3 separate regions of the Homo sapiens genome follow, and regions 1 and 3 are each linked to region 2. Evidence: chromatin contacts called from ENCODE Hi-C or POLR2A ChIA-PET data. All regions are on one chromosome and are shown on one strand. Each heading gives the region's core, a stretch centred on a gene start or an enhancer-like site at or near the end of the contact. The rest is flanking DNA. Distances are from core to core; before and after follow the strand shown. Region 1 has its middle 18 kb from the start of LINC02852. Region 2 overlaps LOC101927263 (a long non-coding RNA gene). Region 3 overlaps LINC02254 (long intergenic non-protein coding RNA 2254).

Region 1 (3,959 bases), core at 844-3,343, 1.7 Mb after region 2:
ATTAAATTTTGATTTGAAAATGTTAAATCAGCTTGCAATTGGAGAGTCCATTTACCAAACAAAACAAGGCACAAAATGTTCTCTTTTTCACGTTAAGCCTTATCTGTTCTCAATTGCTCTTTAATATCACTTTGATATCTTTATTTGCTTAATTTCATGTCTTTGCATTTTTTTCAGGGAATATATTAACTGTAGCTAAGTCAGTCTTCTACCAACCTAAATATATCCTTTTTAATAATAATAATAGTTTGTAGTATTATTATAATAAAGCAAACATTTTTTGAGTTGTCTTTGTGCAGCTATTAGGTTAAGTACTTGATTATCATCACCATAGCCGAAGGAGTCAGATGCAATTTATTTCTTGTTTATTGTTAGAAAATCTGAGGCACGTAGAGTTTAGAATAGCTTGCCTTAGATCATATGGATAATAAGTATAAGAGCTAAGATCTTTTGCCTCTCAAGTGCGGGCCTCTAACCATTACACCACATAAGAATCACCCACATAAACTTCAGAGAGGAAAACGCCAGAGGCAGAAGGGCATGCTGGAGGAGAGACAGGGCACTAGCCCTGCCTCTATTCCTGCCTGCTCCTGGGCCCTCAGTGACCTGGAGCATGTCCTTCTCTGGAATTCGCTGTGCGCTCTGGTTAATAGGGCAGCACTCATGAATTCTAAGGTTTGTCCCAAATCCAAAGCTTGTGCTTTCCCTTCCAGGTTTTTAGTCAAGTCATTTCCCATCGTCTTGACTTCCTTTCCCAGCTCACCCACACGGCATCCCTCCCGTGATGGTTTATTTTATGTGTCGACCTGGTGAAGGAATGCCCAGACAGCTGGTAAAACATTTTTTCTGGGTGTGTCTGTAAGAGTGTTTTTGAGAGAAATCAGGATTCGAATTGGCAAACTGAGTAAGGAGATGACCCTCCCCCACATGGATGAGACTTCTCCAAACCTTTGAGGGACTGAATAGAACAAAAAGGCAGAAGACAGACAAATTTGAGCCTTTTGCTTGAGCTGGAACATCCATCTTTTTATACCCTCAGATATCAGCATTTACAGTTTGCCAGCTTTCAGATTCAGACCACAAATTACACTATCTGCCCCCTGATTCTCACGGGGGACTTTGAATTATACCACCAACTTTCCTTTGGAATTGGACTGAATTTTACCACCAACTTTCCTGGTTCTCCATCTTACAAATGGCAGATCATGGGACTTCTCGACCCCCATAACCATGCGAACCAATTCCTGTAGTAAATCTCTTCCTATCTGTCTTTCTATTTACTTATCTATCTCGTATTCGTTCTGTTCCTCTGAAGAACCCTAGTATACCTCCACCCATGGGCCTTCATTGCCTCATTCCCCCACCTTCTATTCCCTAATACACAGGCCCTTTGACTTTTTCTTACCCCTCATTCCATCAACACATTAAGGACTATGATAAACAAGCCATCGTTTTGCAGTGATTCAAATACAGCCTTGCATTTTCTCCAATTATTTTCTTCTCTGTATCGTTTCTTCCAAACTTGTTAGTACCTTTTCCTGAGTGGAACCTAGCCTTTTCCTTATTTTTTTACCCAAAAGTTTCAATGAAGACATCGATTAGTAAAATCGTATGGTTTTCAAGGGAAAACTACCATGCACAGCTCATTGCATCTCCTATGTGAAATTAGAGCCCAGTTTCTGCTACAGATAACTAATATATTGTTTATTAAAAGGTACTGATTTTTACAAGCAAACAAAAAGTAAGGCTGACTGTCAATTTCTGTCTCACAAAGGAGGTTTCTGGAAACATGTTTCCCAACCTGAGATACCTGAGATTCTAAATATTTTCGATAATTCGCTTTGCCATTTGGAAGATCTGAAATGCTTGTATCACTTTTTTTCTAACTGTTCCTCCCCTCCCCTTCCCAGTGAAGGCCAACATAAATACAGGATGAGAGGAGGGCGGCGGGGAGCTTGGGAGGGAGGAGGATGGGAAAAAGAAGAAGATTTCATATCAACATTCAGATTTGATGTACATTATGTGCAGCAGGATCCAGGAGGTAGAGAGGCCGCCAGCTGGGGTTTGTGGTTCCAGAGGAAACAGCTGTTTTGAGATTATAGGAACAAAGGAAGTGTCAGGCCGGAAGGAGAGCAGGAAGCCACTTCAGCCCCTCTGAGTTTTTGTGGTAGCTCCTCCTTGTACCAGGGCTGTGAGACCTTCGCACGGTGTTCTCTAGGACAAATTAATGTGAGAAAATAATAATAAAACCACGAAAACAGAATTTGATGGGGTTTGTCATTTGGCTTGGTTTAAACAAGTGGTTACTGGTTGTGTAAGCTTGACTCACAACCCTGCTTTCTCATGGAGCTATTCCCCCTGCCCTGGTAGCAGGCCATGGAAGATTTCAAAAACAGCTTCTTACTGTGGGAATGAAAATTTGTTCATTAAAGATGTTACCTTTTAAACTCTCTGCCTCCTACAAACAGCTTTAGGCTTCTCCCACACAAATGTCTCTCCTCTCTCTCTTGTATAATAGGGAACTCTTTTAAAATATCAAGTAATTAAAGCTCTTCATGGGTGAACTCACCCATTGAGAGGAATCCTCCAGCACACGAAATGGTGTCTGTATCAAATTCTAAATCTGTCTTTTAAAAAACCCAACATATTTTTCTGATTTTTGGCAGTAAGAGACCTAATTTTGTTCCAAACGCGATACACTTGCCTTTTTTTTTTTTCCTCAGTGGGTTTATATTCTCCAGCTCCATTTGGGTGAAAATTTCTGTTATCCAGAATGAGTCAAAGACAGATTAAATAGCTACCTATATTTAAATTTTCTCCCATATTCAATTGTAATTTGTGTTCCCAGATAAATAGAGTGAGGAACCAAGATGAGGGAAGGTGAGAAGAAATGATGATAGGAGACAAATGGAGTTGTCTTTTTTTTTTTTTTTAATTGCCTCACTGTTACTGGGAGGTAGTAAAAAAGAAAAGGAAAGAAAAGAAAAAACCTAGACAACACACTCAAGCCCATGTCTGCTGATCAGACTGTGATGTGTTTGACTTTAATTTGTGCAACCAGCCCCCTCTCCAACCTAGTGCAGATGCCATGTCCTTTTAACATCAGCAGCCACTGGCCTCATTCTCATACCCTGAAACATGTTCCCTGGAAGTATCTCACAACCAGCCAGGGCAGAGAAGCAACCCTGCATGCAGTGAAAAGCAAATTGTTCTTGTGTTATACTTAGGCAATTTTGTTTTCCATGAGGTGTTTTAGTTTTCTTTGATTTGGGGTTACATATAAACAAAGTTATGTTTAAGAAATAACCATGGAGAAAAGCAATGATCAGAGAGGAATGGTTCCATTTCAGGAGCAATGTAATACTTGTCTCCTGGATGTGAGCATGGACCATGTGCAATTTCCTTTCTCTTTCAAAGAAAATGGTGAGAAGACCAGTTCCATCAGCACCTTTGCTGCCCGGGAACCCAGGTATACATTCAATTCAATTCATCAATTTCTCAGTTAAAGTCATGAGGTGATTAATGTAAGAGGCTTGTCCTGAAGCTGTTCACTCATATTGGCTTCCAGTCAAAGATCGAAATTCATGAGCACACCATTCAGAACATTTTCCACAGGAGTTGACTCTATTCCCCTCTTTGATGAAGTGCCATTTCTTCTAAGGGTAGGGCAGTCACAGTTAACTAATAAGTTACCTCAAGGTTGTCGACTTCGCTGTGTTGTTTCCTGTGGGAGACTGGGAATGAAAACTCAAAAAGACATAGGACCATGTGCCCTTAGGGCTCAGAGGGACTGGAGATGTCATCTGGCTCAACAGAAGCATGTTATGGAGGAAGAAATGGAGCCAAGGGAGACTGAGTGCCTGTTCAAGGTCCCAGGCCTGAATGGCAGAGCTGGGCAAGACCCGTATCCCCTTACCACTCGCGAGCCTTTGCCACAGCTCAAGGCACATTTCTCAACG
Region 2 (4,400 bases), core at 1,258-3,757:
GGCATTTGCCCGAACACCCGGCACAGTCTCCTCGCCAACTTCGGGCTGCTTTGGATAGTCAAGGGGGAGAGGGGTCGAGGAGTATTCCCTCTTTGCCATTTGACCCCAGAAATGAGGATGGAGAGCAACCGGAGCGAAGGAGCCGGGGAAGAAAGTTCAGCAGGACCTGTTGCTGGCGCTCAAGCAGCCTCGCCTCGGAGAGAATGTTGGACACCTTGATTTCTCCAGGGAGCACCAGTGCTCTCCCCACCTCGGGGAGTCTTGGGGGAAAGAGACTAGCAGACGCAGAGGGCCAGAGGCCCGGGGAACTCTTCCCCGGCTTAGGCTTGGAGTGCAGGCAGGGACAGAGTGCGGTGAAGTCACTGTGAAAAGGATGGCGTCCCTAAGCCCGGCTAAGACTGAAATTGCAATCGTAGGGAACTGAGATCTCCAAAAGAATGTGGAAGGTTTACTTTAAAACACCCAACCAGTTCATTTTTCTCAGAAGGCATTCTGGATGCCCTGACGGGGGCATGCCGGGATGGGACCCTTCTCCCCTCCCCACAAGAACTTCAGACACCTGCTCTATCCTGCCTTCAGCCCCCAGGCCCCTAGGACCGCAGGACCCCTCCTTCCTGGGTTTCCCTCACAGAAGAGAGTCATTTAATGTTATAGATAACTCAGCCCCAGCTCAACCCACCCACCCCTGGAGAAATTTAGTCTCCTCATCTTCCTCACCCTGCTGCCACCATTTCTAAAGGTTTAGTAGAGTCAGGGCGTCATGCAGGCCCTGGGCTTTCCCCAACCGGATGGAAGAAGGAAGTAGACGCCCTCAACCAGCTGGGGAGCTGGGCTGGGCGCCGATCTATATTTCGGGGTTCAGCCCCATGGGTGGCAGCCTCTCTGAATTCCTAACTGTGCTAAGGGTTGGGGTCACCTGCCCAGATACGTTGCATAGCCCAAACCCATGACAAAAGTCTGAGTGGAAATGGAGCCCTCCTTCCCCCACACACGAAAATGTCGCCTTTTGGCAGTGCGGCCCCCAATCCTTCATGTCACCTGAGGGTCACACTGCAGGCGCAGGGCTTCACTGGGTCCTGCCTCCTGGGAGGTGCTCGCAGACCAACTCCAGGGTCGACAGCCGGCAAAGCAAATGCTGGCGGTTAGGTGCTCAAATAACATTCTTCATTCCTCTTTTTCAAAGTTGATTTATAGCAATCGACAGGTTAAAGCCTCATCTGACTTCATTACTTTTAAAAGCTGTCTATTTCACAACTGTCACTTTTCATCACTTAGCTCAAATAAATACTTGAAGAAATGAATTGGAAGAGACTTTCAGATCATGTTTATAATTCTTGGTCGCCGCGTTAACATTCCTAATGACCTGACCCTCTGAGTTTCTGCAGACTTCTAAATTGGGCCGAAAATTCCTCCTTATATACTAGAAAACTTCAAGGAAGGTGAGGTGGCCGGAAATGCGACTCAAGGGAGAAGTGCAGCGGCTGCATGTGGAAGGCAGGGTGTTGTCGCAGCAAAGCATCCCAGCAGCTGCGAGGGCCCAGGCCCGAGACCCAGGGCCACAGAGAGGGGGACAGCTCACGGGTCAGGGGATTCACATGGAACCAGCTGCTGACAGGAGGGCCCCAGCCTAGCAGCCGCGCCGCCCGCCCGCGTTCCTCGGGTCCCGCCGACCAGGCTGCAAAACCACGAGAAAATTCATGCCAGAAGGAAACGCTGTTCATTGGGACTATTACTATTATTCTATCACTGTTTCAAAAATGATTTTAAAGGGCCCCTACGACCGCAGATGAGGAGTGGCAGAGTGAGAGCCATTTTCTCCCAGTCATCTTCGACTCAGAGCTTGTGAGACACCCAGAAAGAGCAGAAGCATGGAAACGAAATCGTACGCACTGAAGTCCGTTCAATAAATTGAAATAGTTTCTCCAATTTTGCTACCATTTGCCCAAGCCTTCTAGTATTACCAGCCGGTGGTAATACTTTCACTTTCTCTCTCTCTCTCCCTCTCTCTTTCAAGCTCTCTCTCTCTCTCTCTCTCTCACACACACACACACACACACACACACACACACAACCAGTTCTAAGAAATAGGAGGAAAAATACAGAAAAAAAAAAGCGAAAGGAGAGGTAAGAAAAAAAAACTACAGAAAATAAAAGGAAAAGGAAGGGAAGAAAAAGGAAATGAGAGAAAAGAAGAAAGCAAAGGAAAACCCAAAAACTATATATCTTTTCTTTTTTAGTTTGGGGGACAACGATAGAACACATATTTTCCTTATTTTTTTCTTTGAAAAAGAACAACAAGAACAACAAAAAACCCTAAGCTGCGTCTCTGAGCTTGTGGTGGATTGGGCGCTTGCTCGGTGTGCCTGGGCCGAGGCTGACTCCAGCGCGCCGCTCGCCGTGCCTGGGGACCTGCAGCCCCAGCCTCCGCCCCGCCCGGGAATTTCGAAGATTTCCCCCGAGCGGCGGCGCGCGGAGTGTGCTCCGGAACTCGCCATCACAGCGCTCCCCGCCGCCGCCAGCCTTCCCCAGTCGTGGCCTCAGGCCTTCGCCCACCCTGCGGACCGCTCCGCCTAGGTGGGTCTGAGCGCTCCCGATTTTCCGCTCAGAGGCTTTAGGAACCCCGAGTTAACATTGCTCGGTGGCCGCTGCCTCGCTGCGTGGACGCGGCGGCGGATGCGCTCGGTGGCGAAAACCCGGGCGCGCTGCCGTACCTTGGAGCGCCACCTCGCTGCAGAAACTGGAATGACGCCGCCAAGCCTCCCAGCCTGCGGCAGCCTAATTGTACGTCACCCGGACTTTTTCCGTAATCGAAACCCTCAGAGAAGCCGCAACGCACAGGTCTTCTGACGGGTTAAAAACCATTATCTGTGACCGACAGATCCCACAGTGGCTGCATTGGGATGAAGGGAAAATAACAGAAGAAGGAGAAAAATATATAGGCACAATTTCACCAAGTCTAAAGTAGTCACTCAAGCTGGGGAGCTGCTTTCCTAGAAAGGAGAAGATAAATGAGACGTGGTCTTTAGGAAGCCACTAGTTCGGGCCCCGTGTATTTCCGGCCATTCAGCTGCGGCCAGTGCAGATGTCTCCCATGAGGTGGTGCCTATAAAGTCATCCCTTCCCAATTATGATTTCCACCAAAATTCATTTATTCTGGTCAGTCCAGCATTAGAGGGGTTCTGCAGTGCCAGTCTCCAGCCTACTGGGACACTGTACCCACAGCTTTTGGCTTTGCTGACTAAATAACCACAAAATATAGCCCCCAACACGTACACCTGTCCGCCGGTGAAAGTAGCAACTGGCAAGAATTGCAAATTACACAGCCTCTCTTTCCAAGGTGCAACTGGGCATTTGACACTATTTTATCCAGTTGATAACTTAACAGGTTTGCCGCAATCTTATATCCACACGACCATAAAATATACAGAAAATTTAACCCACTTATATGGTGAGCCTTTGCTTCAATGTGTCTTCAAAGTGCACCATCCCAGAGATGGGTGTTATAAGTTAAAACAAATGTTACATGCCAAACATGGTTTTAAAAATACAGCATCTCTGTCATGGTCCAGTGAGGATTTGTGTGGTTTCTTTGTTTTGAAGGGAGGTACAGAACCTTTATTTAATGTAGTTTTTATTACAAAGTTCAAATCCTTTTTTTTAAAAGGAGCTCTGTGGATCCTACAAATAATGGGAGCTGAACTGGGGACTATAGGGTGGAGATAGAGTTTATCTGGTGTTGTATAAGCCCCTGTATTTCCCTGCCTGAGCAATCCCAACATAGAGATCGCTTCTTGAAACTCCGCAGTCCCCTGAGTTAGCGGGGTGAGCCCCCAAAGGGCAGGCAGGGGATAGCGTGAGTGCCCCTTCTCCCTGTAACCAGGGCTCCTCCTTGCTGATTAGGAGCTCTCAGATCTTGCTCAGAAATTACACGGCTGCGCCAGGAAAATAGCCAGGTTGGCTTTCTGGCTGGTTTGTCTCTTCTCCATCAGGCTAGGAAAGATTCCTGTGAGACCACACAGGAGAAAGGCCCCAATTTCCTAGCAGGACTTCAGTGAGCATCCCTAGTAACTGCCAGCTAAGGAGGGGTGGCCCGGGCCCTGGGGGTCTTGAGGCCTAGGCATGGGGGTGGGGGTGAGAGTTGGTGCTAACATGGGGAGAAGGCAGCTGATGAGAGATAATGGGAGCTCAGAGGGAATTCCCAAGAGGGTCCTGGGGCCCACTGAGGGCCAGCAGTGAGGAACTAGGACAAAAACCGAGGAGAGGAAGGCATAGGAAATGATAGGTGTGAACCTGCACGCCTACAGTTTGGAAAAGGAGTTCTAAACTGGAAAAGGTTTTGTGTGTCTCTCTCTTTCTGTCTCTCTCTCTCTTCCCCCCCTCCACCCCCTTCTTCTCTCCCT
Region 3 (4,311 bases), core at 1,803-4,302, 1.1 Mb before region 2:
GAGGGAGGAGGGATAGCATTAGGAGATATACCTAATGTAAATGGCGAGTTAATGGGTGCAGCACACCAACATGGCACATGTATACATATGTAACAAACCTGCACGTTGTGCACATGTACCCTAGAACTTAAAGTATAATTTAAAAAATGTAAAAAAAAAAAAAGAGAAAAATAGCCAGGAATCTAGTTTCAGGGTATTGAGCAGAGGCAAGAGATGTAGGTAGGAGATGATGTCAGAGTCATGGGTCAGGCCACCCGGGCCCCTGGAGAATAATATAAGAATTTTGATGTTTGTTCTATGTGACAGGGGGTACACTTGGAATATATCAAGAGGAAAAATGACATGAATTAGACGGTGATGTTTTAAAAGGATCACAGTGACGTTATACTTATAAACTGTGGAAGCAGGGCAAGACTGAAAGAAGGCAATCCAGTTTTGAAATTATTGCAATAATCCAAGCAAGAAATGATAAGAAGTTTGTTGCTAAATGACAGTAGAGAGAAGAAGAAGTATTTGAATTCAGTATATATTCTGAAAATGGAGACATTGGATAGAGTGATGAGAGAAGTTTTCCCTGGCAAGGTGACATTAACCTGAGAATGAAATACAAGAAGAAAAAAAAAGGGGGTGGAAGAAGGCGGGAGAGCATTCCTGTCAGAGGAAGGATTCAGCACACAGTCCATGGGATAGAAACAAGCTTGGTTTATTTCCGACCAGAGAGAAGGCCATGAGCTAGAATGCAGTGTGCTGTAGGGAGAATAATATGTGAAGTCAGAGAAGGCAGGACCCCATAGGGTAGAGTATGTTTGGATGTGGAAGACTTTGGGATGTGTTCCTAGATTGTAAGCAGATGAATGACCTAAATTTAGCTTTATTTTTAAATGAACTTTCTGAACACTATGAAGAACTAACCATAGAGGTGGAAGACAAAGTAGAGGTGGATTTAGTTTTCTGACGTATTGAAATTTAAGCAGATTGAGACTTCTAGTCATGTGCAGATGTTTCAAATGTGGGGGCCAGTCAAGCTAAAACCAGTTTGAAGCACGGGATACCAACAGCTATGAGTCACTGTCATTTCCCATCTATATCATGAGGCTATGACTCACCAGTGTCACAATTTCTTTTCTCTAGAATATATTTCTTCCGTAATTAGATTTTATATATGTCTGGCCTGTTTCTGATAAGAACGCCTTTCAATGATGCTTTAGGGATAGTGTTTGCTTTGGCAGGAAACAGAGTCTTTGCTAGTTAAGGACTTTTTTTGTTTTTTGTTGACTTTTACATCCATTACATGGAATTTCAGCAGCTCATAATATTCCTAATAGAAAGAAAAATCATGGCCAATTTTGAAAGCCAAAAACTTAACCTGTTTGTTGCCTCTAGGTCAAATCATTTAATTGAACAAGTAAAAGAGAATGCACTTCTGCCTGTTGGAGACACAAACTTTTATATTATTTTCCAGCACCCTACTCAGAGCAATGGAGGCTAACAGCACCGGGAGAACGATAACAGAATGAACAAGGGCCAACTTCCAACTCACATCTACATTTTTCATGTTTCAGTTTGGTTTCTGACTTAAATGTTAAGGAAGACAAAGATTTTGTTTTGAGCGATGACTACACTGGTTTTAAAAGTGGAACACTAGGATGGCCCATAAATATCCTTGAGATCAGACCATGTGGATGGTCATTTGCCTCTTCTACTTACTAATTGGAATTTTAGTAAATTAAATTTTCTTCGGAAATTTATTCTTTCTGGTCATAGTGTTAGCTAAAATACAGATAATACAACTGTTGTTAAAATGTTACTGAAAAATTAAATGTACTGATGTAGGTAAATTGGAAAGTGCTTCATTAACAGAACACTCTATAGGAAGAAAATATAATTGCTATTCATGTCAGTATTTATATCCAGATATAAGAATTTCAAAATTCATATTTTGGATTTTGTCTCTAAGTAAATAGAAATATAATATAATCAATAGTATCTTTAACAATACCATCACAGAAAATATACAGCAACATTTACAAGGCTAATCTTTATAAAAGTCTTCAACTTTAGATAGAATCTTAAAAAGAAAAACTTTAAGTAGAAATCCAATCAATGGCCTGCCATAGCCTATAAGCACAACCTTATCACAACCCTTTGTACTCTCAGAGGTATATTGGGTAAAATGCATTACTAGACTGAATGATACTTAGGAGGGAATATACTATGCTTTTGAAAAACATTTCTTGTAAACTTTACAAGAACAAGTAAAGAATAATAATTTCTATGCCTTTCAATATTTGTGATATGTTTCCCAGGAACTCATTGTGATTAAAAGGAGAATCAATTTCATAGCCTTGATCCCAAAGATCTCTTTTTTACTCTCATTCCATAATCCAGGTGATCCACGGACATGCTCAATCATATGTTCATGAATTAACAGCTAATTGACTTGATACTGGTTAGTTAAAGGAATGGTCTTCTTTTTTTTAATTTTATTATTATTATACTTTAAGTTTTAGGGTACATGTGCACAATGTGCAGGTTTGTTACATATGTATACATGTGCCATGTTGGTGTGCTGCACCCATTAACTCGTCATTTAGCAATGCTATCCCTCCCCGCTCCCTCCACCCCACAACGGTCCCCAAAGTGTGATGTTCCCCTTCCTGTGTCCATGTGTTCTCATTGTTCAATTCCCATCTCTATGAGTGAGAACATGCGGTGTTTGGTTTTTTGTAAAGGAATGGTCTTCTAACCTGTGCATACTTTCAGGGGGATAGTGCCCTTTCCAGAATTAAGGTATGTAAAACAATGATTACTGACAAGTGAGCACTCTTCTTTGCCATTTGCAGAGCCAGGCTACCCAGCACTGATTTTTGTGTGTGCATGTGTGCAATTCTTTGTCCATTTCTAAGTCTTGTAGATCAGATCTTTCACATCTTACATGAGAATTCTAAAGAGAAAAATGCAGATTTTTCAAGATCTCTGATGGGTTTACTTTAGAGCGGGGAAAATGGCAGCTTATGTGTACATGCCAAAGTTCCCAGAGTCCTGATTGTTACTGAGGGCCTAGTATGAGTCACGTCCTGTACCAGGCCCTGGAAATTAAAACAAAACAAAGCTAGGTGAATAAGCCATAAATCCTCTGAGGACAGTGCCTGTCTATGGACACACATGGACAACTTTAATTTATTTTCTAAGTGCTCAGGTAACTGTTGTAGGAGTGAGTTTAATTCTTGCACTGGGTATTTTGCAGTCTGAATGATAATAATGGAAATAATGACAAACATTTATTAAGTGGTAACTATGGGTAAATGGCCAGTATATTATTTCTAATCCCTAGAATAGTTCTAAAGAGCAGGTGTTGTTATCCAATTTCCATTATCCTCCCTTTAAAAAGCAGAGGATCAGAGAGGTGTAGCAACTTGCTCAAGGATATATGACTAGTAAGTTTCTGAGTCAACATTCATACCCAGATCTAGCTTCAAAGGCTATCTATCTATTTTCTTTGCTGGTTCTCTAAATACCATACAATCTATTATTATAAAATATCGTCTAGGAATTAGGTAGTCTGGGTGGGTCTTGCATGGTATAGTAGTTAATACAAGGCAATTAATGTAGAAGAAAAATATTTTCCTTTATATGCTTAAATAAGTTTGCATTAAAACATCATCTTATTTTTTACACATCATGGAACAGAACCATCATACTGTTCCTATTGTACAGAAGCAGAAAGGGCTAAAAAGATGAAATGCCCTGCGTAAGGACATACAACTAGAAATTTGCAGACCTGTGGCTGAGATCTGCTCTGCACATCCCAGTGTCACTTCCCCTGTGTGGTTCTGAGCTAGCACAATAGGGATCAAAGAGGAACTTGCTGAGCTGCAGAAGCAGAAGTCAAGTGGTGGCTGTTGTTCTCAGATGGTTGTCTCAATCAACCTGGAGATGAAGAGAGAAAAGTCACCCACTGGGTATGAATCCAGCTTTCCTCTCTCTCCTCCACTTCATATCCAACTCATCTTCTTGACTACTGGCTTTGTGGCCCAACTGCAACCATAGGCCCACCAGTAGATGTTTTACCATAAGCCTGCAGAGGCAGTAGCTACACAGAGACCACAACTTCTATGTAACCCTTTTGTGAACTCCCTCTTCATGGTTCCAGTTGGATACTAGACATGCTTGAAGTCTCATATTTCTCTTTAAGCTTTAATCTTTCATTCATGCCAGCAATTCAGGAAAATTTGTTAGTGACTCTCTGGTCTTTGACTATCCCTTCTAGAGCTTCATTTTTCTATGTCTGCATTTGTGTAAGGTCTAGTT

The links. Hi-C counts contacts between places; a loop is a spot of excess contacts on that map. ChIA-PET counts read pairs that join two places held with the same protein, here RNA polymerase II (POLR2A). Pooled maps may share reads with other maps.
Region 1: a map of endothelial cell of umbilical vein shows a loop between it and region 2 (5-fold over the local background). The contact joins two enhancer-like sites. A Hi-C loop is called at or near these places in 1 of 168 maps with a recorded cell type or tissue (endothelial cell of umbilical vein) and 1 of 50 pooled maps. POLR2A ChIA-PET finds 5 or more read pairs at or near these places in 1 of 52 experiments (A549).
Region 3: a loop to region 2 is called in a map of endothelial cell of umbilical vein, with 8 times the contacts of the local background. The contact joins two enhancer-like sites. A Hi-C loop is called at or near these places in 1 of 168 maps with a recorded cell type or tissue (endothelial cell of umbilical vein) and 3 of 50 pooled maps.

Annotation. Positions count from the first base shown.
Region 1 is chr15:94,605,610-94,609,568 of GRCh38, reverse strand. No RefSeq gene overlaps it. Among named protein-coding and RNA genes, the nearest start is that of LINC02852, 18 kb to the right of the region's middle. Within about 2 kb of position 2,093, at least 7 of the 41 ENCODE cell types and tissues checked have a DNase peak (open chromatin) inside an H3K27ac peak, as active enhancers do; they include endothelial cell of umbilical vein, where a contact is called at or near this core.
Region 2 is chr15:96,355,363-96,359,762 of GRCh38, reverse strand. All of the region lies in intron 3 of LOC101927263 (a long non-coding RNA gene), which reads right to left. Among named protein-coding and RNA genes, the nearest start is that of SCDAL, 15 kb to the right of the region's middle. RefSeq lists an enhancer at 447-1,289. Within about 2 kb of position 2,507, at least 28 of the 41 ENCODE cell types and tissues checked have a DNase peak (open chromatin) inside an H3K27ac peak, as active enhancers do; they include endothelial cell of umbilical vein, where a contact is called at or near this core.
Region 3 is chr15:97,501,037-97,505,347 of GRCh38, reverse strand. All of the region lies in intron 2 of LINC02254 (long intergenic non-protein coding RNA 2254), which reads left to right. Among named protein-coding and RNA genes, the nearest start is that of LINC02254, 19 kb to the left of the region's middle. Within about 2 kb of position 3,052, at least 2 of the 41 ENCODE cell types and tissues checked have a DNase peak (open chromatin) inside an H3K27ac peak, as active enhancers do; they include endothelial cell of umbilical vein, where a contact is called at or near this core.